Linked DNA regions of Homo sapiens: region 2 is linked to region 1. Evidence: read pairs that join two places in POLR2A ChIA-PET (ENCODE). Cell type or tissue: OCI-LY7. All regions are shown on one strand. Links, peaks and the distances in the headings refer to the core of each region. The heading gives the core; the rest is flanking DNA.

Region 1 (11,534 bases), core at 1,355-9,354:
TTCCTCTTTATTAGTTTTGCTAGTGGTCTATCAATTTTGTTGATCTTTTCAAAAAAGATCAATTTTTCAATTTTTTAAATAGAAACAGCATCTTGCTATGTTCCCCAGGCTTCAACTCCTGATCCCAAGTGATCCTCCCACCTCCGGAAGCATTGGGTTAACAGGTGTGAACCACTGCACCTGTCCCAGAGATTTTTCTGTTATTAATTCCTACTTCAATTCCATTTTGATCAGAGAACATACTTTGCATGACTTAAATCCTTCCAAATTTACTGAGATTTATTTTATGGCCTAGAATATTGTCTGTCTTGATAAATATTTCTCCACGTACTTGAAAATAATGTATAAATAAAACAAACTTTAGTTGGATAGAATGTTCTACAGATGTCAATGAGAGCAAGTTTGTTGACTGTTTTGTTCAAGTCTGCTGTACTTTACTGATTCTCTGCCTACTTATTCTATCAATTAATATCTTCAATAAATTATTGAAAATATTAAAATTTCTATCTATAACTTGTATCTATTTCTCCCTAAAGTTTCATCAGTTTTGGGGTCACATATTTCAAAACCATGTTATTAGATGCATAAACATTTACGAGTGTTATGGTCTTCTGGCAGACTGGCCCTCATGATACCTTCTTTATCCCTGGTAATGTTCTTTGCTCTGAAATCTACTTTGATATATTTAAAAAGTCACTCCAGTTTTCTTTTGACTAGTATTCTCATTGTATATCATCTTCCTTCCTTTTACTTTTAAGCTATTGGTGTCTTTATATGTAAAACACACTTCTTATAGTTTATACTTGGGTCTCACCTTTCACTCAGTCTGATACTAACTGCCTTTTAATTGCCTTTAGATCATTTATTTTTAATGTGATTACTGACATTGTGAGGTTTACATCTATTACTGTGTTGTTTTATATTTTTCCACCCGTTCTTTACCCCTTTTTTCCTCTTAGTCTGCTTTTTTTTTTTAATTAATTGGGAATTACTATATGATTCTACTTTATCTCCTTGGTTTGCCTATTAGCTGTCATTTTTTGATTTGCTGTTTATTTTTATTTTATTCTATTATTTAGAGACAGGGTCTTGCTCTGTTACCCAGGGTAGAGTACAATGGTGCAGGCACAGCTCACTGTAACTTCAAACCCCTGGATTGAAGCAACCCTCCCACCTTAGCCTCCCTAGTAGCTGAGACTACAGGCTAATTGGTATTTTTTTTTTTTTTTTAGAGATGGGGTCTTGCTGTGTTGCCCAGGCTGGTCTCAAACTCCTGGGCTGAAAGGATCCTCCACCTCAGCTTCCCAAAGTGCTAGGATCACAGCTGTCAGCTGCTGTCCCTGGTCCTCAATTTGTTATTTTAATAGTTGCTTTGGGCCAGGAGTGGTGGCTCACGCCTGTAATCCCAGCACTTTGGGAAGCCAAGGCAGGTGGATCGCAAATATTAGCTGGGTGTGGTGGCGGGTGCCTGTAATCCCAGCTAGTTGGGAGGCTGAGGCAGGAGAACTACTTGAACCTGGGGTGTGCCCACAATTGTTTGTGCCACTTCACTCCAGCCTGGGTGACAGAGCAAGACTCAGTCTCCAAAAAAAAAAAAAAAAAAAAAAAAAAAAAAAAGTTGTTTTAGGGTTAATAGTATATATCTTTAACTTACCATGGTCTTTCCCCAAGTGCTATTATACCTCTTTGTGTATAGCATTCTAGAACCTACAATAGTATACTTCCATTTCTCCTGATCTTTGTGTTATTGTTGCACATTTTAATTTACATATATTATTAACCCCTTGCTACTTTGTCTTTACTTAAAGTCAATTGTCTTTTAAAGAGATTCATACAACATATGAAAAAAACCTTTCAGTTCCCATTTTTAATACTGTTCTTTCTTTTGAGTAGACACATAGTTTCTTTTGGCATCACTTTCTTTTTCCCTGAAGGACTTCCTTTAACATTTCATTTAGTGAAGGTCTATGAATGATGAATTCTTTCTGTTTTTGTGTGTCCAAAAAAATGCTTATTTTACTTAAGTTTTTGAAAGATACTTTCTCTGGGTATATAATTCTATGTTGGAAGTTTTTTCTTCTTTTAGAACTTTAAAAATGTGCTGGCACAGTGGTTCTTGCCTGTAATCACAGTACTTTGGGAGGCCAAGGTTGGTGGATTGCTTGAGCTTAGGAGTTCGAGACCAGCCTGGGCAACATGGCAAAACCTCATCTCTACAAAAAACATAAAACTTAGCCAGGTGTGGTGGCATACGCCTGTAGTCCCAGCTACTTGGGAGGTGAGGCAGGAGGACTGCTTGAGCCCAGGAGCCAGAGGTTGCAGTGAGTTGAGATCACACCACTGCACTCTAGCCTGGGCAACTGATTGAGACCCTGTCTCCCTGCTGCCCCCCAAAAAAAGAACTTTAAAAATGTTGTTCCATAGACATCAAATCCATCTGCCACTCCACTAATCTGTCTGTGTCTAATATTCTACCCACTGATTTTTTATTTCAATGACTATATTTTCCTATCTAAAAGTTCTATTTGGTTCTCTTAAAAATCTTCCTGTTTTTTCCATAATCGTTTTATTTCCTTGTTGTTCCTGAAACTTTTTTCTTCAATCATTTAACATATTATGTTATGGCTTCTTTTGCTTTGTTGATCATTATCTAAGATTCTTGGTACTCCAATCATCCCGTTTGTGATATCTGCTAATATTTACTCATGGTGGATTGATTGCTTGTTAGTTTTACAATTTAAAAAAAATGAAGAATTCATCTTAAGCAGTGCTTGTTTTTGTTGTAGGGCCTTTGTGAAATTCGTCTAACTGAAAAGAGCTTGCATTGATTTCTAGCAAGTAACCGTGGGGTCTTATGGGCCAAGGACCAACTTTATGTTAATTTCTTAACATGGAGTTCCAGCATGTTATAACTGGTTAAAATTTATATTCCAAACTCAAAAGTTTTCAGTTCAGGTTTTGATTTATCGAGGTAAAATTCCATCCTCTATCCAGAGTTGGGGTCAGGAATAAATTTCCTTGTAGTCTTCAGGGCCAATTAGTGGAAAGTCTTGTTCCTCTTTTTATGGGGGTACAGTCCTTTATGAGATTCAGCCTTTTATGGAAATCTCAGTTCCAATTTTTCATCTCACTCAGGCCCTAGGCCTTATTTCTTGTCCCCAAGTGCATGTTCATACACAAGTATCTATCTCTTACTGGTTCTCCATCTCCCCAAGACAGCTGCAATGACAGATTATATGTGTATCACTCTGAGTTTTAGTTCTCTCTTTGGTTCTGGCTCATAGAAATTTTTTTATTTGTATCTCCCATGAGCCTAGTATTGTATTAAGAAGAATGACAAAAACAACACGAAGTGTCACTTTATCATTATCTCCAGGAATTTGTGGAGAATAGGTTTCCATAGTACTCTAGTTATCAATTTTTTGTAATCCTCTGTAGATAAAATGAACTTATATGAAATATTAAGAGACTCAAAGAATAATGGCATATGAAGAGAAGTTTCTAGTGATATGCTCATTATACTTATACCTGTGAGGCCAAACATTATTTTAACAAAGACATAGGAAATGGCATGTTATGCTTATACATTTAAGAAAAACACAAAATTAGTCAGAAATTAATATATTTAATGACAACTGGGATTTCTAAATATCTTGGTAAGCTGAGGTGATGGGCTAAATAAAATGAGATTGTGAATAACAGGATGTAAAGTCCAGCATTTAGGCTAAAAACAAAAATAAAAACAAGAAACAGCTTCAAAAGTACTGAAGATATAGCTTTAAAATAACTCAATACATTTTAAAATAACTAAAAGAGTATAATTGGATTGTTGGTGACATGAAGGATAAATACTTGAGGCGACAGATACCCCATCTACCCTTACGTGATTATTGTGTATTTCATGCCTCTATCAAAATGTCACATATACCCCACAAATATATATACCTACTATCTACCCATAAAAATTAAAAATTAAAAAAAAAAACAAAGAAAAAAACAAACAATTCAAGTGAGAACTGTGGAGGAGCTTGAGTTGATTGCTCCACATGGCTGCCAGAAATTCACCCTATATAAGAACAGTGCTCAGGAAAAGAGAGAAGGGAAATATAATTTTGTACTTATCAGATTACATGGATGTATTAGTTACCTATTGCTGTGTAACAGATTACCCCAAAACTTAGTGCCTTAAAACAGTAAATGTTAATTATCTCAGAGTCTGAAGTATTGGTGCAGTTTAGCTGCATGCCTCTGTCAAAAAGTCTCTCACAGGATGGAATCAAGGTGTGGAATGGAACTGTAGTCTCATCTGAAACCTTGATGGGGAGAATCTGCTTCCGAACTCTCTTACATAGTACTGGCTGGATTCAGTTCCTTGTGGGCTATTAAACTAGGGTGTCAGTCCCTTACTGGCTGTTGACAAGGCCTCCCTCAGTTCCTCAGCACGTGGGCTTCTCCACAGGGCAGCTCACAACATGGCAGCTGGCTTTCATCAGAGCAAGCACACAAAAGCACAGAGTGGGCAAACAAGGTGGAAGTTTTGGTATCTTTGTAACCTAATCTCAGAAGTGATATCCATCACTTGCCATATTCTAGGTCTAGCCCACACTGGAGGTACAGGGTAAATTCCAGGAGGCAATGATCATTAGGAACCATCTTAAAGGTTACCTACCACAGGGTATCATATTTTCAAATGGTCTTAAAGGTACCATATGATATCCCAAATATGTGACCAAGCCAATTAAAAAAATTTTTTTAAGTAATGTATTTTTAAAACTTGATAAATAATAATTGCATATATTTATAGGATACATGTAAAAACTGTTTTAAAGAATAAAGGCTCAGGTAACTTAAAATAAAAATTACAGATGTAAAATATATAGGCTGGAAAAGAGAAGTGAGAGCAGAACACTCAAGATTGAAACAGGAGACAGAAGGGAAGGGGCAGAAACTTTCACTGCTGTTTTAAAATAACTGAAAGATTGTCATGTGTAAGAGAGATTGTACTCAGTTTCTGTAGGTCCAACAGGCTAAGCAAACACCAATAGAGGAACATTTATCACTTATCACACAATGTTTTAATGGCCTGCTTACCATCCGTATCCTCTCCATGATTATAAACTGCTTATGCACAGACACTATACATGTCTGGTTCACTATTACAATTCTGTTACCAGAACACAATAGACACTCAATAAATATTTGATGAATGATATGTGAGAAAATTAAAGAATAAAGAGAAATAAATTTTAGCTCCAAATTTTAAAATAAAGAACTTAATGCTTAGAATTTTCCAAAATCACAATGGTTCCTGTGTCTCTGGAGGTACTAAAGTAGAGGCTGGATGATCATCCTCTCATTAAAGGCGAGTCAAGAGAATTGGAGGAAATGACCTCTAAGTGTTAAAAGGTCTACCTCAAACTTTCTGGTTCCACAACATTGTTAGTCTGAATAAAGAAATCCCTTCCAAAAATTGTTGTCAGATGGCCTGTCAATGTTGAAGACATGATAAAACCACAATTCTTCCCCTTGGACAACACACTCTGAGCACTTTTAAAACATTTAACCAAATACAAGATGAGTCCTATTAAGGCAGCTTTTTACTGGACCCACTTTCTAAACCTGCTGTACGTTGAAAAGCAGCATGGTATAGTAGGAAGACAAAGGCTGTGGGTTTGGGAGTCAAGCTGACCTGATCTGGCTCTGCACTTAATTAGAACCCCAGGCAAGCCACCCAACCTCATTGGGCCTCAGTTTCTTAATTCAAAACACAGGGATAACACTCACTCAAAAGGTTGCTCTGTTTTGTTTCCCTGATGATTGTAAAGTATGTATTCTCTTGTGGCAGTGAAAACCACCAAGAAGTATTTTAGAATCTGGGTAATGAAGGTACTCCTCTCACTCCCTACCTTGATAGTTTTTCACAGGAGTCATCTTGTTATAATCTTCTGACAATATAAACTCCTGTAAAAGAAAAGAAAACTATTAAACAAAAATAAATTCTTTAAGTGAATGACTATATTTGGTAAAACCAGACTGAATAAAGCGAATTGTCATGACGATTACATCCAACATTAGTATTTTGCCCATCAACTCAGAATTTTTGTACCCTTTTAAAAGTAACAATCAAAATTATGATCCAATGCAGTTATCATAATTTTACCTTATAAGTGTTGACTTTTTGTGTATGCACAAGAAGAAAACCAGATCAGTTCAGCATCTTGATACCGGTCGATTCTGAAGATAAACCTAATTCAAAATATTTTTCTTTCAAGGGTGCCACAGCTAAAAATTTGCAAGGCTCTAACCAGTAAGGAAATGGATAGCATTTCTGCTAAAGAAATAAATTAGATATTTTAAAGATTATTTTTCTAAGATTAGTAATTTATTTCCCCTTACTTACTATAAGCATCTGAAGGTTGCATCTTACTCATCCCTGTATCCCCAGGACACCGGGCACAGTACCTTGGCACAGTAGGTAATTAATAATGGTCACACAAAAGCACTTCTCAATGTAATGAGATTAGTCTGAATGTCAAATTTACTGAAAAAATCAGTTTCTGTATCGCGCATTATATATACCCTTGGTGGGGACACATAAGTGTCTGTTGTTTCACCCATGCATCTGCGTATACAGTGACCTGTATGTAGAAGCTGATTGTTTATGAGATCCAGCCAGGTTTTGAGTCCTTAGACTTCATTCAAAAGCAAAATATCCAGGTATTCTTTAAGAGTATATTATAAAACATAAGGAAAGCTGCAAAGTATAATAAATTGATGCCTTCATCTGAGTTTAGAAACAACGCAATTAATCTTTTCAAAATATTTGGAAGCATACAGGATTTTTCTTTGATAACTTAAAAAAAGGGGGATGGGAAGACAGACACCTAAATGCCTTACTTGCTATCCGGGTCTTCCTGAGTTTAGCAGTTTGTGTAATTTTTTAGAAGGAAATATTATTTTATTGTGATAAACATCACAAAGGTAAAGTAGGAGATGATGTGAGAGAATATACAAAGCAATAAAGTTCCTTTGCTTATTCATTTTTCCATTCCAGCCCCCTTTAAGAAGCTTATCTACAAATGAATTTTCTTCACCATGATTTTCTCAGTAATAACATTATTCAACTTGTCACTTTAAAAATTCATATCATTATTTCTTCAAGGAGTGGCACTACATCCACTTCTTGTTTTGGAAGAGTTAGACCTACAATTGGACACAGCAGACTAATTTTTTTTCTTTTTTTTTTTTGACAGAGTCTTGCTCTGTTGCCTGGTTGGAGTGCAGTGGCGCGATCCTGGCTCACTGCAACCTCTGCCTCCCAGGTTCAAGTAATTCTCCTGCCTCAGCCTCCCTAGTAGCTGGGATTATAGGTGCATGCCACCATGTGCAGCTAATTTTGGTATTTTTAGTAGACATGGGGTTCCACCATGTTGGCCAGGCTGGTCTTGAACTCCTGACCTCAGGTGATCCGCCCACCTCGGCCTCCCAAAGTGCTGGGATTACAGGTGTGCACCACCGCACCTGGCCAGAGCAGACTAATTTTTAAAGAAGTAAAGTAGCTGGCCTATAAAGTGCTTATAGTGTGGGTAAGGAAACCTGGGAGGTGCCTAAGCAACAATTCACTAGCAACTTTTAATCACAGGCAACAGGACCTTGACCCTGACCCCCAACTTTACAGGGTCCCAAATATCGTGACACATACACAAATAAATTTATTGAAGACAATTGTTATCTGGCCAAGTGTTTTCTGAGTTCATATTGTTCATATTATTTTGAATATACTGAAATGGTTCTCTGACCTGGTCAAAAGATACCTCAATTCCTTTCAAAACAATGTAAGGTATAAAATAACACAACGTAATAGAGGTTTGCATTTAGGATTTAATATATACATTAAAAATAAAATTACCAGTTCACTGCATTGGTAAACCTAATTTCTTGGTCATTTATTTTTCCTATGATAATAAAAACATATAATTATGGAGAAAATTTAGATTTTGTCAGCTTTTGTTATTACTTTTTTTTTTTTTTTTTTTGAGATGGAATCTTGCTCTGTCACCCAGGCTGGAGTGCAGTGGCGTGATCTTGGCTCACTGCAACCTCCACCTCCTGGGTTCAAGTGATTCTCCTGCCTCAGCCTCCTGAGTAGCTGAGACTACAGGTACATGCCACCATGCCTGGCTAATTTTTGTATTTTTAGTGGAAACAGGGTTTCACCATGTTGGTCAGGCTGGTCTGGAACTCCTGACCTCGTGATCCGCCTGCCTCGGGTTCCCAAAGTGCTGGGATTACAGGCGTGAGCCACCACACCCAGCCTTGTTATTACTTTTTTGATCATAGAAACACAATATACTACTCTAAGAAATGTAAGAAAAATAAACACTAAAAATCCCTTGTGATACCATTTCTCAAAGATAAGTATTATGGAACGTACAGTTGTAATAATGTATAATAAAACAAAACATTAAAACTACTTGGCAATGCTGTTTTCTTTTCACAGTTCATGCATGCAATTCCACATGAGTACATACTCATCAACTTCATTCTTTTTGATGACTGTATAGGATGTAGTATAACATTCTTTTTTTTGAGACAGAGCTTCGCTCTTGTTGCCCAGGCTGGAGTGCAATGGTGCGATCTTGGCCCACCGCAACCTCCGCCTCCTGGGTTCAAGCGATTCTCCTACCTCAGCCTCCCGAGTAGTTGGGATTACAGGCATGCGCCACCACGCCTGGCTAATTTATTGTATTTTTAGTAGAGACAGGGTTTCCCCATGTTGGTCAGGCTGGTCTTGAACCCCCGACCTCAGGTGATCTGCCTGTCTCAGCCTCCCAAAGTGCTGGGATTACAGGCATGAGCCACCACGCCTGACCATAATATTACTTTAATATTCCTTTATTGATGAATCTTTGTTTCTAGTTTTCCTTACTGAAAATATTACATTAAATGCATTATATCTTTATATGTCTCCAGCAGTATTTCTATAAAATAAAAGTCCGAGAAGAATTGTTGGATCAGAGAGTATGACCATTGAAATTTTGATAGACATGGCCAAATTGAGTTTTTAAAAGATTTTATCTGTTAATACTCACGAACAATTAAAATGTAAAGGTTTGGCTGCAATTACTTTGTTAGGATTGACCAACCAAAGTTCAAAAGAAATTAGATCAAAGATATACACATTTGAAATATTTTGGATAAAATAGTTTCTATTCCTTCTTTTTTTATTATTTCTATCCTTCCTTCTTTCCATTCAGCTGTCCACCCATCTATCACTTAGTTTTTAATGCTCACTGTAATACATCAAACAATATAGGATATACAAGCAAAAAGCTAACAACTGTCTTCACCTTCAATCTCACCCTTGTGAGGCAACCAATGTTAACGGTCTGGCGTATCCCTCCATGTCTTTTTTTTAAACCCTTATACAAACATATATGAACATATATACTTTTTTTGTTGTATAAAAACAGGATCACATTATAGATATTATTCTGTAACTTTCTGTTTTCACCCAAAATACAGCAGAGCACTATTTTCCAGAAGCACGTAGTTCTAACTTATTCTTTCTGATGGCTGTATAATATTCCATAAAATGGATATGCCAAACTTTATTCAAGTACTTCACATTTTAAGTGGACATTCCATTTGTCTGCTATAATTTACAATTATAGCAATACTTTGAGAAAGGTCTTTGCAAGTATATCCATATGAACTAATGTCTATGTAGAAGATATGCTGGCTCAAATATTATGTACATTTAATGTCTTAATAAACACCGCTAGATTACTTTCCAGGAAGCATGCAGCCATGCACTCTCTCACCTACCCCCATCTTCATTTGACAGCTTATTTTCCCACATCTTATCAGCATTGGACACTATTCATCTTTTCAATTTTTGCCAAACTGATGTGTGAAACAAGAGGGTATCTCATTGTGGTTTATGTTCATTACACTATGAGCTGGATAACTTTTTGGTTATTGGCTATTTTCATTCATTTCTTGTTTTATGAATTTTCTGTTCAAATTCTGCTGTAGCCTGGTTCTCTGAAAAACAGCGTGAAGCAAAGCGTAAGTCTAATGCTTTATTTGAAGGTGCAATATCGGCAGCAGTGAGGGTAAAGCAAAGCAAAGCGGAGAAAGACGGTGATGCATTACCAAGCTCGCCTGAGTTTCACAAGATGCCCAGCTGCTTCTCCAGCATTCAGGAAGTCTCTGGACAGACAGAAGTGAAACACCAGGTTTTGGAAAAATCCACTGAAGGAAGGGATGGAGAGGGAATTTATCTGCCAGCTGTCTCCCATATCCCTTTGCATTTTAATCATAGCTCCACATGAATCTAATTTCTCCCTCCGTGTAGAAAGTTGTACCACCTAGCCCTGTTGCAGCCACTGGGGAAGTCAGATCTGTGGCCTTGCAGAGCTGTGCTTCATGTAATTCAGAAGTAGCAGGGGAACCAGATCCTCTGGGCTTTGGCCTCAGGGTGGAACAAGGTGCCAAGAGAGCCCAGGAAACAAGTACAATCAAGAAAATCTGAGGCAGTATATATGATGTGGTCCAGGCATATCCTTTGGTTCTTTTTGTCTATTGCATTTGTAACTGTCTTACTAAATTGTAGAAATTCTTTGATTATTAGGGATAGTTATCCTTTGTTTAATATGTGAATTGACAGTATTTTCTCTCCTAATAGTCTGCCTTTGAATTTTATCAAATCTTTCGTAGTACTGAAATGTTTTATTTTTTTTACTTAACAAACAACCATGGCATTATGAGTTAAAATTGCATTATATCTTTTAAGTTTTAATTTGGGAAGGAATAATATTTTAACTGTAATATACTCAAGTACTTATATACAATTTTTCCTTAATAGTTTAAATGGCATTTCTCCCAACCCCATTTCAATTTTCAATGAATTACTTCTCGCACATAATGAAAATAGCTCTTGGTTTTGGGATACACGTGTATTAATAGCATTAGTATGCTATTGCAGCATTTAACACCGTATTTGTTGTTGACTTACCTAAACCCTGACCAAGATTAGGTAATCACTGCTATTTTAGTTTTATCTGGAATTTTTAAGAGTAGCTGCCAAATTTAATTAAATTGAATGGAATTTGCTTTTGATATCTATTAAACAAAATTTGTTAAAATCCTTCAATTTATAAAAGTAATTGATTATTGTTAAACAGTTTTCTGATATTGACCCATTCTTAACTTCTTGAAAGAATTCAAACTTGCCCTGATGTATTCTTCCTTTGATACACTACTGGATTTGATATGCTAATATTCAATAAGAATTTTTACATATACATTTAAGATTATTATTGGTCTATAGTTTTCCATTTTGGTGCTATCTTCATTGGGTTCTGGTTTAAAGATAGCAAAGCACGGTGCTTAAGAGCTTGGGCACTGGAACCAAATTGTCCAGTTTAAATCCGAGCTAAAACACATACTTGTTAAATGATCTTGACAAGTTGCTCAAGAGCTCTGTGCTTCACTTTCCTTTTGTGTACTAGCCTCATAAGACTGTATGA
Region 2 (11,534 bases), core at 2,156-10,155, 310 kb after region 1:
AATAGTATCTATCCCATTTGCTTGTTGTAAATACTGTATGTAAAGCTCATGGAATGGTGCTTGGCACACAGTAAGTGTTCAGAATATGCTAGCTATTGTTGTTTATTGTTATTGCCCATGTTTTAAGAAATGGAAGGGAAAAGCAAGAGGGAGAAAAATATATTGCCACTCCTTTGTATGAAGAGTAACTAGGGGAAAAGCATAGGACCGTGCATTATAAAAATAACCTACAGTGTTTATAAGATGTATTAATTAAGGACTTAAAATCACTAGATTGATACAGAAATTAATTTAAATTTTTTTTCTAAAAGTAGTTATTTTTATAATTAAGGTTTTCTTTTTTCATTGAATACAATTAGTTTTTTTAATATTAATTCAACATTTGATTTTTTAAAAATGCAGATTATATTTCCACTCCTGGTTAGGCAGTATAATACAGTGTTTAAGAGCACAGTGTTTAAGAGCCAGACTTACCTGGGTTTGAATTCTGTCTCCTCACCACTTACTGTGTACCTTCAGACAAGTCCTGAAGCTCTCTGTTTGTTGTTTGTAAATGAGGACTATAATAGTGCCTATCTCATATGTTTATTTTGTGGGTTAAATGAATTAATATATATAACGGGTTTAGAATAACTTGCGCCTTCTAATAGTAACCACTATAAAAGTATTATTGTTATTAATGGCTATATTTTTTAAAGCATCATTAGTTCAGACACTTCCATTTGAATACTCATACTAGAGTTTCTTGGGATTAACTCTCAGAAAACAGCTCTTATGAAACTCTTATCCCATCCAGTGTTCAGAAATAAAAATCCTATTAAATATCTTGTTAGCTAGTACTGTGATTCTCAGTTTTCTTCTTTCTGTTAAATACAGCTCTGAAACAGATTCCTTCAGGAACATGATCCTTCTGTTTAGAACTCTTAAAGTACTGGGTGTATTTTATTATTTATCTTTAAATCCTCAGAGCCTAAACATACCTAATATTTGGTAGGTACATAAAAAATGATGAGTGAATGCATATATAGTTTTCAGGAAGTAGTCTACCTTCTTGCAGTGTATTTTAATGGCTGATCAAGAATAACTCTTTGTTAGGGGTCCTTACAAATGTCTGAGCTTTGGAGTTAGTAATTACTGTACTTAATCTTTCTCTTGTTCAGTTGAGGCATATAGGAAGTTTTCTTGTCTTTGGTTTTGTATAAAATAATGACATTATTGGAAAAGAGGTACAGATAACTACTTGAATAATTTACTGGCTTTTGACAATTATCTTCATATTAATATGTTTCAGTACTTTGGATAAGAATAAGGAATATAAAAGTTTCTGCCATATTTGCCTTGTTCTTTTTGTTTTGGATTTTAAAAAATTTAATAAGTGAAACAGAACATTGCAGATTGATAGTGTGTAGTCTCCCTTGTTCCCCTACTCAGTGTCACTTTCCTCCCTCTTTCCCTTCCCGTAATCAACAATTGCAAATTTGATTTATAGTCATTTAGTCCACATTTTCTTATTTTTACTACACATATCTAAAACTATTCTAAACATTGTTTACTTTTAACAATGTGTAGAGATGCTATTCTGTGCATCATTTTGCATCTTGCCTTTTTTTCCTTCCATGTAATACTGTTTTTGACACAGAAATAGACTACCACGTGTACAGTCACCCGATATAAGAAAGAGGTGACATTCTAGTGCAGCATAGAAAGGATGGCCTGTATCAATTGGATATCCATTTGGGAAAAAAAATGTATCTTTGCCCCTATTTTGGACCATACTCCAAACTCAATTTCAGATGTATTTCAGGTTTGATTTTAAGTGGGAAAATAATAAGCTTTTAGAAGAAAACATGGGAGAGCATCTTCATTATCTATGAGGAAACAAAAAGCACTAACTGTGAAAGGAAAAATATATTTAGATAACTTCTGTTTATCAAAAGATACCACTAAAATAATGGAAGAGGTAACAGAGTAGAAGATATTTGCAATACTATAATGTATCCAATAAAGCAGCTGTCCCCAACCTTTTTGGCACCAGGGACTGGTTTCCTGGAAGAAAGACAGTTCTTCTGTGGACATGGGTGGGTATGGTTTTGGAATGAAACTGTTCCACCTCAGATTATCAGGCATTATTTAGATTCTCAAATAAGGAGCGCACAACCTAGATTCCTTGCATGTGCAGTTCACAATAGGGTTCATGCTCCTATGAGAATCTAATGCCACTGCTGATCTGACAGGAGGTGGAGCTCAGGCAGTAATGCTTGCTTGCCCACTGCTCACTTCCTGCTGTGTGGCCCCATTCCTTAACAGGCCACAGACTTGGGGATCCCTGCAATAAAAGACATCTGGAATAGATTAACAATCCTCCAAATCAATAAGAGAAAGCTAGACAACCCAATTAAAAATAATAAGCAGAAGACTTTAATAGTCACTTCACAAAAGAGCACGTTGAAATGGCCAATAAGCGTATGAAAAGGTATTCCACTTCCATAAACATCAGGGAAATTAAAACCCCACCCCACTACACACACGCACACACACGCACACACACACACACCCACAATGGCTAACATGAAAAAGACAGCCAAAACTAAGTGTTGATGAAGGAGATACAGAGCAACTGGTTCTGTTATACGCTGCTAGTAGGAGTATAAATTGGTATAACCACTTTGGAAAACTGGCAGTATCTGATGAAAGTAAACATATTCATATCCAGCAATTCCACAACTAGGTATATACTCAACAGAAATGCATACATATATTTTCCACAAATACATGTACTGTAATTTCATAGTTACACTATTCATAACATACCCAAACAATTCAAAAGGATAATTACGGAGTTTGAGGCCAGACTGGTGAAGATCCCTTCTCTACAAAATATTAAAAAGTGAGCTGAGTGTGGTGGCACGTGCCTGTAGTCCTACCTACTTGGGAGGCTGAGGCAGGAAGATCTCTTGAGTCTAGGAGTTTGAGGGTGCAGTGAACTATGACCATGTGACTGCATTCCAGCCTGGGTGACAGAACAAGAGCTTGTCTCTAAAAAATAAAACTAATTATGATATACAGATAAACAATATGGCAATAGGAATGAACGATCTACCATTGTATGTAGCAGTATAGGTGATTCTTACCTTTACAATGATGAAAGAAGCCATAAACCAAAGAGACAATACTCCATTTTTATAAAGTTCAAAATCAGGCAAAACTAGTCAGTTGGGGAGGGGCATAAGTTAGTAAAGTTATCTTTCTTGATACAAATTTTAGTTACACAAAGGCATTCAACTTGTGAAAATTTGTTAGGCTGTGCTTTCTGGATATATGTTCTTATATGTATGTATGTTATATTACCCAAAAAACATTGTTTTGAGATCTATCCATGTTGGATGTTAAGAGTTCTAGTTTATTCATTTCAGATGTGGTGTGTGAACAGACTGCAGCTTATTTATTGATTCCCTTATTGGACTTCTAAATTGTTTCCCGTTTTCCTCTGTTTCAAATAATGCTGTAGTCAATTGCTTTTTTTTTTTTTTTTAAACATCTTATACAAATAATATGAGAGTTCTTCTAGGAGTTGGCATTGTTGAGTTTTAGGGTATGCTCATGTTTAGCTTTATCAGATACTATCCAATTGTTCTCCAAATGGTAGTATAATTATAGGCTCACCAGAAGTATTGGAGAGTTCCTATTGCTTTATATTCTTGTCATCACTTGGTATTGTCAAATTTAAAAAATTTTTGCTAATCTTATTGTGAAATGATATCAATATTTTAATTTGTGTTATCTGTTAACTAGTGTATTTCATCATCTTCCTACATGTTTATAGGTCATATGGATTTCCTTTTAGGTATCCTTATCTATTGCCCATTTTTTGCTTTTGGGAATTGTCTATTTTTATTGCATATTTTTCTAGTGACTAACTTTATATTTTTCTTCATTTATGTGCAATTTTCCTTGATTCTCAAAGTCCATATATTCAGGAAGACCTCCCCACCCCCTTTGATTTTTAAGACATTACTGGAATTTCACCTGTAAACTTTAAACCTGGAGTAAGTCAATCCTCCTGAGATTTTTCCTTCAGATTTTAATCTTTTTCCTGTTTCTATTTGCCTGCCATTACTCCTTATTTTACTAATTCATTTAAACTATAGCGGATTTTCCCCTTTTTTGGTTTTGGGAGGTTGGTGGTGATTTGCAGAGGGAGAAATGAGAAGCAATAGAAAAATAAATAAAAATTTGCCTAAAGTTTATAAAATTGATATAGCTATGTGTAAAATGCTTAGAATATGCTTGTGAACCTTGCTGGGGTTTTTTTTTTACATTTGAAATTCATTCTAGATTCAGCATTGTACAGCCAAAGGCCATTTATTTCATTTTATATTGTCTGCGTTGCAGATGCTCATCATTACATGATTAGTTTGTGTGTGTGCATGTGTGTGTGTGTGTGTGGTCCGCGCAGTGCCTGTTTTCCCCCACATTCTCAAGACAGTTCCATGTATCTATCCATTATTCTGCAAAGCAACTGCATTAACAGTTGAAACTTCACGCAGTACCACTGGTGCTTTGACATTTTTGTGATATTAGAGAGAAAATGACCAAGTACTTGGTAGCTGTGTTTCCCAAATACTTTAAAGGTGGTTTAAAGGGTAAAAGGAGATGATGTAAGTAGTGCTTGCTTATTTATCTTCTGTCAGGGTGTGGTAATAGCAGCAAGGGCCTGGAGCTCCTGAGCTGTTTACAATTGTCACAGAGCCTGTGAGGCTGGGAAACCTTCCTCGAGAATATGCTGGCCCAGATTTCTTCAGCATTCCTTCTCTGTTGCTTCTGCCTTCTGCCTTACGTGCCAGAGAAAGAACTCATGACTTCTGTCCAGAGTCACAAAATCTTGGCTGATCTTGATGAAGGAGTCTTGCAGCATATTCTCATGGCATGAATCTTTTGAAGAGAGGTGCCAGTATAACATAGCTTCACTAGGAAAACTCTTCCTAGAATAGAATTGGATTTCTTTTTTTAATGGTTTGATGTAAGTCAATGAAGAAACTTGAGTCTATTTTAGTGTAGAATGACTTCAACCCCCATCAAGTTTGGAAGTCTTCTCTGTGTGAGATTTAGAAAGGCTGTACACAATACAATTAGGTCTTGCTTTGTGAAGAAATTAGTATAAAAAATGACAATTAATTTAGAAGTGATCATTTTAAAGCATGTTTTGTATAAAAATATACTCCAGTATTTGTAGAAAAAAGCCCTAAACTGAGTCTTGATTTTATTTTTAAAAAATTTGTAAGTGGTAAGGATTTTGGTTTTCCTAAGCACCATATACTTAAATACCATTATCACACTTAAAAGAGTATTAACAATTCCAGTAATATAATCTTGAAATTTCCTGATTGTCTCAAAAATCTTCGCTTTTGCCTCTTTTATAACAGTTTTAACTCTTCAGATTCCCTTCCCTTTGCTTTTTTATGCCACTGATTTATTGGAGAAACCAGGTCATTTGTCCTGTATAATGTTCCACATTCTGGATTTGACTGATTGCTCTCTTGTGCTGGTGTTTAACTTGATCCTATATCCCCACTATTCCCTGCAAACTGGTAGTTAGAACCGAAGGCTTGATTCAATTCAGGTCGAATCTTTTCTTTCTTCCTCTTTTTTTTGGTAAGAATCCTTTATAGTTGATGTTGTGGTATTGCATCATGTCATGAGAAACATAGTGTCTGGTCATCCTCATTGAGTGATACTGAGATGAATATGTGGATTCTGTTTGTACACTGTTACTCTGTTGGTATAGAAGGGCCCATTATAGTCATTTAAAACTTTTTAAGATGCTTAAGAATCTCAGAAAAGATTCTAACTTAGCAGGTGTAAGGGAAGAAACATCTATTATTAATAAAACATGCAACACATACAAAAACCCCCAAACCTCTCTACATTTACTCAGATGTGGTAAGAATCACTACATTTAAAATGTAATTAGAGTGACAAAAATTTACTCTTCTACAAATGCTTTGAGATTGTTTATCTTATATAAAATGAAGCATATTTTAAAATATTAAGAGCTGTAAAGATGTTTGAGATTGCTGTGGTGTAATAAAAAAGTACTGACTCTGGACACAGGAGGCCAAATCATTTTTTTGAGGTCTATTTTTTTTTACATTTAGAAAATAATAAGACCGGGCATGGTGGCTCACACCTGTAATCCAGCACTTTGAGAGGCCGAGGCGTGTGGGTCACCTGAGATCGGGAGTTTGAGACCATCCTGGTCAACATGGCAAAACTCTGTCTCTACTAAAAATACAAAAATTAGCTGGGCGTGGTGTTGCGTACCTGTAATCCCAGCTACTCGGGAGGCTGAGGCAGGAGAATTGCTTGAACCCAGGAGGCAGAGGTTGCAATGAGCCAAGATCGTGCCTCTGCACTGCAACCTCAAAAAGAAAAGAAAAGAAAAGAAAAATAACATATCTATCACAGGGTTGTTTTAATGATTAAATGAAATTATTTATTTGGAAGCAATTCAGCACCCAGTAATTAATTGAGTCTAAATCTGAAATTCATTCCAACAATACAGATTTTTTTCAGTCTATATCTTCAAAGTAAGTTTAAGAAAATTAAACAGTATCATGTGCTGTTTTAGCTATGTCTGAACAAGTAAGCTTTTATATTTGAGCTTGTTTTTCAAGTGATAGGAGAGTTGATGCAGTTCTAACGTAAGTGTAATTAAAGTAGGCTTTTTGAAAAAATAGTCTGTGGAATTCTTATTACTGTTTTTCCCCCCTACTTTCAGCTTCATTTACCTCTTAATTCTCCTTTGCCTGGAAGTGAATTGACCAAGGAACCTTTTCGTTGGGATCAGAGACTCTTTGCATTAGTGTTGCGGTTGCCTGGCACCATGTCAGTAGAATCAGAACAGTTGACAGGTGTGCCTTTAGATGACTCTGCAATCACACCAATGTGTGAAGTGACAGGCGGTAAGTTTTTTGCTGGCAGTAATTTGGTAACTTAAAGCAGATTTTATCTGAATGTTTTAAAAGTGTACATTCAAAAGCTCCATGTTTGTTTTTATTTCACAAGTTAATATTAGGAATTAGGCATATATGCTTTTAATAGTACATTTATTGCTAATGGTCTATGATCTTCATTTGAATAGAATGTGGGTTACTATTGGACATGACAAGGAATGGTAATATTTTTTCTACTTGTATAGAAAATGCTATTATTTGAAGTTGTTAAACTAATTTTCTTATCTACAAAGATTGCCAATGATTTAGAAGTACCATAGCATTATTTTTTGCAAAAACAGTCTTGAGAATCATCTCTGTGTATTTGATGAGGTATGCTTGGTTAAGTGCAATTTTTCCCAGAGGCAAAGAGATTGATAGATTAAAGGAAACAGATAGTGAGGTCTTATCCAGCTTCTGTTTCACTTATACATCAGATTAGGTAGGTACTATGCCAAGTGAACATCAAGGAAAATCTTGAAATACAATATGTAATCAACTCAGAACTCATTTAATATAGAATTGGCTAACAGGTGGATTAATTTCATATAGGTATGTATTGCGTGCCTACTGTGTACCAAGTATCGTTCCATGCTTTTGGCATTCAGTAGTCAGTACAGACACGGCATTTTTGGTTTCATGGAGCATTTCAGTTCTCACCTGAGAATTGTATTAAAATAATTTTAATATCAAATTCTGTATTTGATATTAAAATGTGCAAGTCTAGCATTCCACTATTTTACTTATGATAAGGGCCTGTGACATAATCTGCAGACACAGTTGGTGCGCTAATGAGATTCGTCATAGCCAGCTACATAAGAGAAAATGTAAGTTCTAATTAATATTTTAGGTGCATTTTTTCTAAAATTCTATGGATTTTGGAAATCTGCAAAATTCACAGACAAAAAGGGATTAACCTTACACAGGTGTGTGAAATAGATAGAAAGCTGTTATTCATGTCATTAAATGCTTTCATTTTATAGAAATGCTTTTTGTGAACTTTCGTAATGCCTTCACAATTTAATTAACAAAGGGTAAAAAAGGCATATATGTAATTTTTTTTAGGGATAACCTGTCATCTACATTTGAAAATTAATGAACAATTCTCGTTACATAGATAATATTTTTCAGTGACAGTCGTATTTTTTTCTGTGGGAGGGTGCACATTTATATTCATGAAATTTTAGTTTCCAGCTTTGAACTGGCACCCTTGTTAAAAATTCTGATTTTTTTTTTTTTTTAAACTCTGGGGATTTTACTTAACAGGTTCTGAAAGGCTTGGAGGCTATAACATTCTCACATTGGAAATTCCTTACTAGGAATTACTTAGTTTGAACTTAGAATGATGATGAACTTTTGGGACTTAAATATACTATAACTTTTGTCACTAGGATCAGGAATATTCAGAGTGTGAAGTCAAGTGAGTGGTGTAATCAAAGAGTCTGAAAAGAACCATGAGACATCATGTAGCAGTCTTGCCTTTAGGCAGTAATGTATTAAAGCTACTTTGCTTATTCTTTGAAAGGAACATCTCTAGAGAAGTTCCAAAGTCATCCTTGGTGATATCTTTCAATGATGCAGAAATCTTAGTCAAGAAATTAGGAAGTCTTCCCTAAATATACATTCTGAATCCTTCCTGATGTGATAGTTTATTTGCCCCTTTTCATGCTCTTACTAGCAATAAGAGTAAGCCGCTCAAATGTCACTCATCTTTTCATATCTCTGAATAATGTGTTTCCTTTCTTTTTTAATTTAAAGGATGTTCACTAAACAAAGTTTTGGGGAACACCAGAAAAGTAGAAAGAACAAAAAAGATAATACCCACTGGTATTGCACTATCCAAATATGTAATCACTGCTAACAATTCCTGTGCATTTTTAAAACTTAAGGTTGGCCGGGCGCGGTGGCTCATGCCTGTAATCCCAGCACTTTCGAAGGCCAAGGTGGGCGGATTACCTGAGGTCAGGAGTTTGAGACCAGCCTGGCCAACATGGTGAAACCCCGTCTCTACTAAAAATACAAAAATTAGCTGGGCGTGATGGCACACGCCTGTAATCCCAGCTGTTCGGGAGGCTGAGGCAGGAGAATTGCTTGAGCGCAGGAGGTGGAAGTTGCAGTGAGCTGAGATCGTACCACTGCACTCCAGCCTGGCTGACAGAGAGAGACTCTGTCTCACAAAAAAAAAAAAAAAAAAATTTAGTTGTTTATGTGTGTATTTGTGTACATTTATTTTTCCCATTATGGAGTAATTCATGTTCACTAAGGAAATGTTGGAAAAAATTCATCTGTATTGCCAAAATAATAATATATTTCTTTCTATGTATTTTTTTAATTGCATAATTGTAGTCATTGTAAGCATTTTTCTTTTGATATCAGGTAATTAATGAGTGCCCACTCTATGCCAAATAACTGTTACTGGGTGTTGGGAGTACAGCAGGAACAATAGAAAGCTTATGTCTTTGTACTGAGTGACAGATAATAATCATGGAAAATAAATAAATGATATTTTATAGTAGTACTACCTACTACTATTGTAGTAGATAGTAGGGTGCTACCTACTATGAAGACAAAACAGAGTAAGGGAGTGGAGACTAACTTAAGGCAGAGAAAGCATATTCTACCTAAGTTTTCGTCTGAGGAGGTAACATTTAAGCAGAGACCTGAATAATGGAGTTAATTACACAAATATCTAGGCAGAGGAAATGGCAAGGAAAGGGACATGCTCTCTATATATTTGGAAGCAACAGGAAGGCTAGCATGGCTGGAGCTTACATAGGGAGGAATAGAGTAATAGCTAGGTTTAGAGAGGTAGGCAGGGGCCAAATATTGAATGGCTCTTTAGGCTACAATAAATATTTTTTGAGGAAATGGCAAGGAAAGGGACATGCTCTCTATATGTTTGGAAGCAACAGGAAGGCTGGCATGGCTGGAGCTTACATAGCGGGGAATAGAGTAATAGCTAGGTTTAGAGGGTAGGCAGAGGCCAAATATTGAATGGCTCTTTAGGCTACAATAAATATATTTTTATATTCCAAGTATGATGTGAAGCCTTTTGAAGGCTTTTTACGGGAGGTGACGTCTGATTTCTATTTCTGAAATACCACTTCACCTGTTAGATGAGAATATAGAGTGGCAAGAATGAAAGCAGGAAGACTAGTAGTAGTACTTTGTTCTATGCTAGCTTTGGAGGTCCTGAGAGGTGGCTTAATGCAAAAGAGAACCAAGGATGAGGACAATAAGGGAAGAAGCAATCCAGGATGGTTCCCAGATGATTCAGTTGGTCCGAACCACTAGAGATGGATGGCTGTGCCAAGGACTGAGATGGTACACTGGGGAGAAGCAGGTTTAGGGGAGGTGCAAGGATGATAGCAAATTTTAAAATGTGTAATAGACATGTTGTTAAATATATCAAGAATTTTTTAAGTATTTTATAAAAATTATAGATATTTCTAGATTAAATACATTTAACTTTCTTAGCCTCTGTAAGGACTATTGACCAACTTAGAAATGTTCATTTGCTTCTTCTCTATTTGACAAAGATGCTAATACTGCCTTTAGACTCACTATATTTAGTTTGACTTTTTTGTGGACTCTACATAACCCAAAGTGAGACAGCTTCTTGACTTGAAGGTGTGTGCTAATAAAACTTTTTTCACAAATACAAGTAGTGATCCTAGAAACTTTATGCATTAGCACAAAGTGTTGTATATCCCAAGGAGTAAGTTTTGACATAGACAATAAGTACACATGAGGAACATTACGGAGGATATAGGCTCACTTTGTAAAGAAAGCAAAATTTGCTATTTCTGTTTAACTTTTAAAATAATTAATAGATTTTTATTACCAAATGACTCATTTTATTCTTTTTCTCCAATTTTTGTAAAATATACTGATTAGTAATTTTATTTCGTGTTAAGATTGATTTGCTTATGTTTTCTTAATTGATGACACAACTTAGGAGAGCAAGATAATTGTCATAGTTTATATACTTTAAAATTTTTGCTTTTTAATGACATCTTAGGAATATGCTTAAATTTCATGAAATAAGATACTCAACCTTTATGTAAACTTCTAATATTTTGCATGTAAAGATGGTTAGCCTTTTTATGGATTGCTTTTTGTATATACTTAAATTGACTTAGAAAAAAATTTGAATTTACCAATTCTTTCAAGTAAGCATGACTTCATATAGATGCTGTATTTTAAGTACTGATTTCAAATTCACAGAGGATTTCCAAGGGACAAAGGATATCCAGAATAGTTTCTGATACACTGTAAGGGTTTGAATTGTAACTCTATCACTATACTAACTTGGAAAAGTTAGTTAGCCTCTCTGTGCCTTAGTGTTCTCATTTGTAAAATGGGGAAAATAACCCATACAATTGTTGCTGAGATTAAAGAAATTAATAATCATAAAATGATTGGAACAGTGCCAGGCACGTAGATACTCAGTAATTGGTAGATATTTGTTAAGGTTATAATCATCATTATTTTATACAGTTAAGTTGTTGTATTTATTTTTTCTAAGTAAAGCTGACTTTG

The links. Peaks named below come from ENCODE experiments on the same cell type or tissue, not always from the same donor. Only the 100,000 strongest peaks of a DNase experiment are listed, where the experiment ranks them.
Region 2: POLR2A ChIA-PET joins it to region 1 with 5 read pairs; 2 of 35 experiments call an interaction of 5 or more read pairs at or near these places.

What each region holds. Positions count from the first base shown.
Region 1 is chr13:51,698,023-51,709,556 of GRCh38, reverse strand. It overlaps WDFY2 (WD repeat and FYVE domain containing 2), which reads right to left. Exons shown (of 12, transcript NM_052950.4): 4 at 5,907-5,961. Among named protein-coding and RNA genes, the nearest start is that of DHRS12, 100 kb to the left of the region's middle. In OCI-LY7, for the core only: no CTCF peak of the experiment used is centred there; a DNase peak (open chromatin) is centred at 4,956; H3K4me3 peaks cover 1,119 bases; H3K27ac peaks cover 1,632 bases.
Region 2 is chr13:51,390,728-51,402,261 of GRCh38, reverse strand. It overlaps INTS6 (integrator complex subunit 6), which reads left to right. Exons shown (of 18, transcript NM_012141.3): 5 at 6,779-6,962. Among named protein-coding and RNA genes, the nearest start is that of MIR5693, 48 kb to the right of the region's middle. In OCI-LY7, for the core only: no CTCF peak of the experiment used is centred there; a DNase peak (open chromatin) is centred at 5,691; H3K27ac peaks cover 566 bases.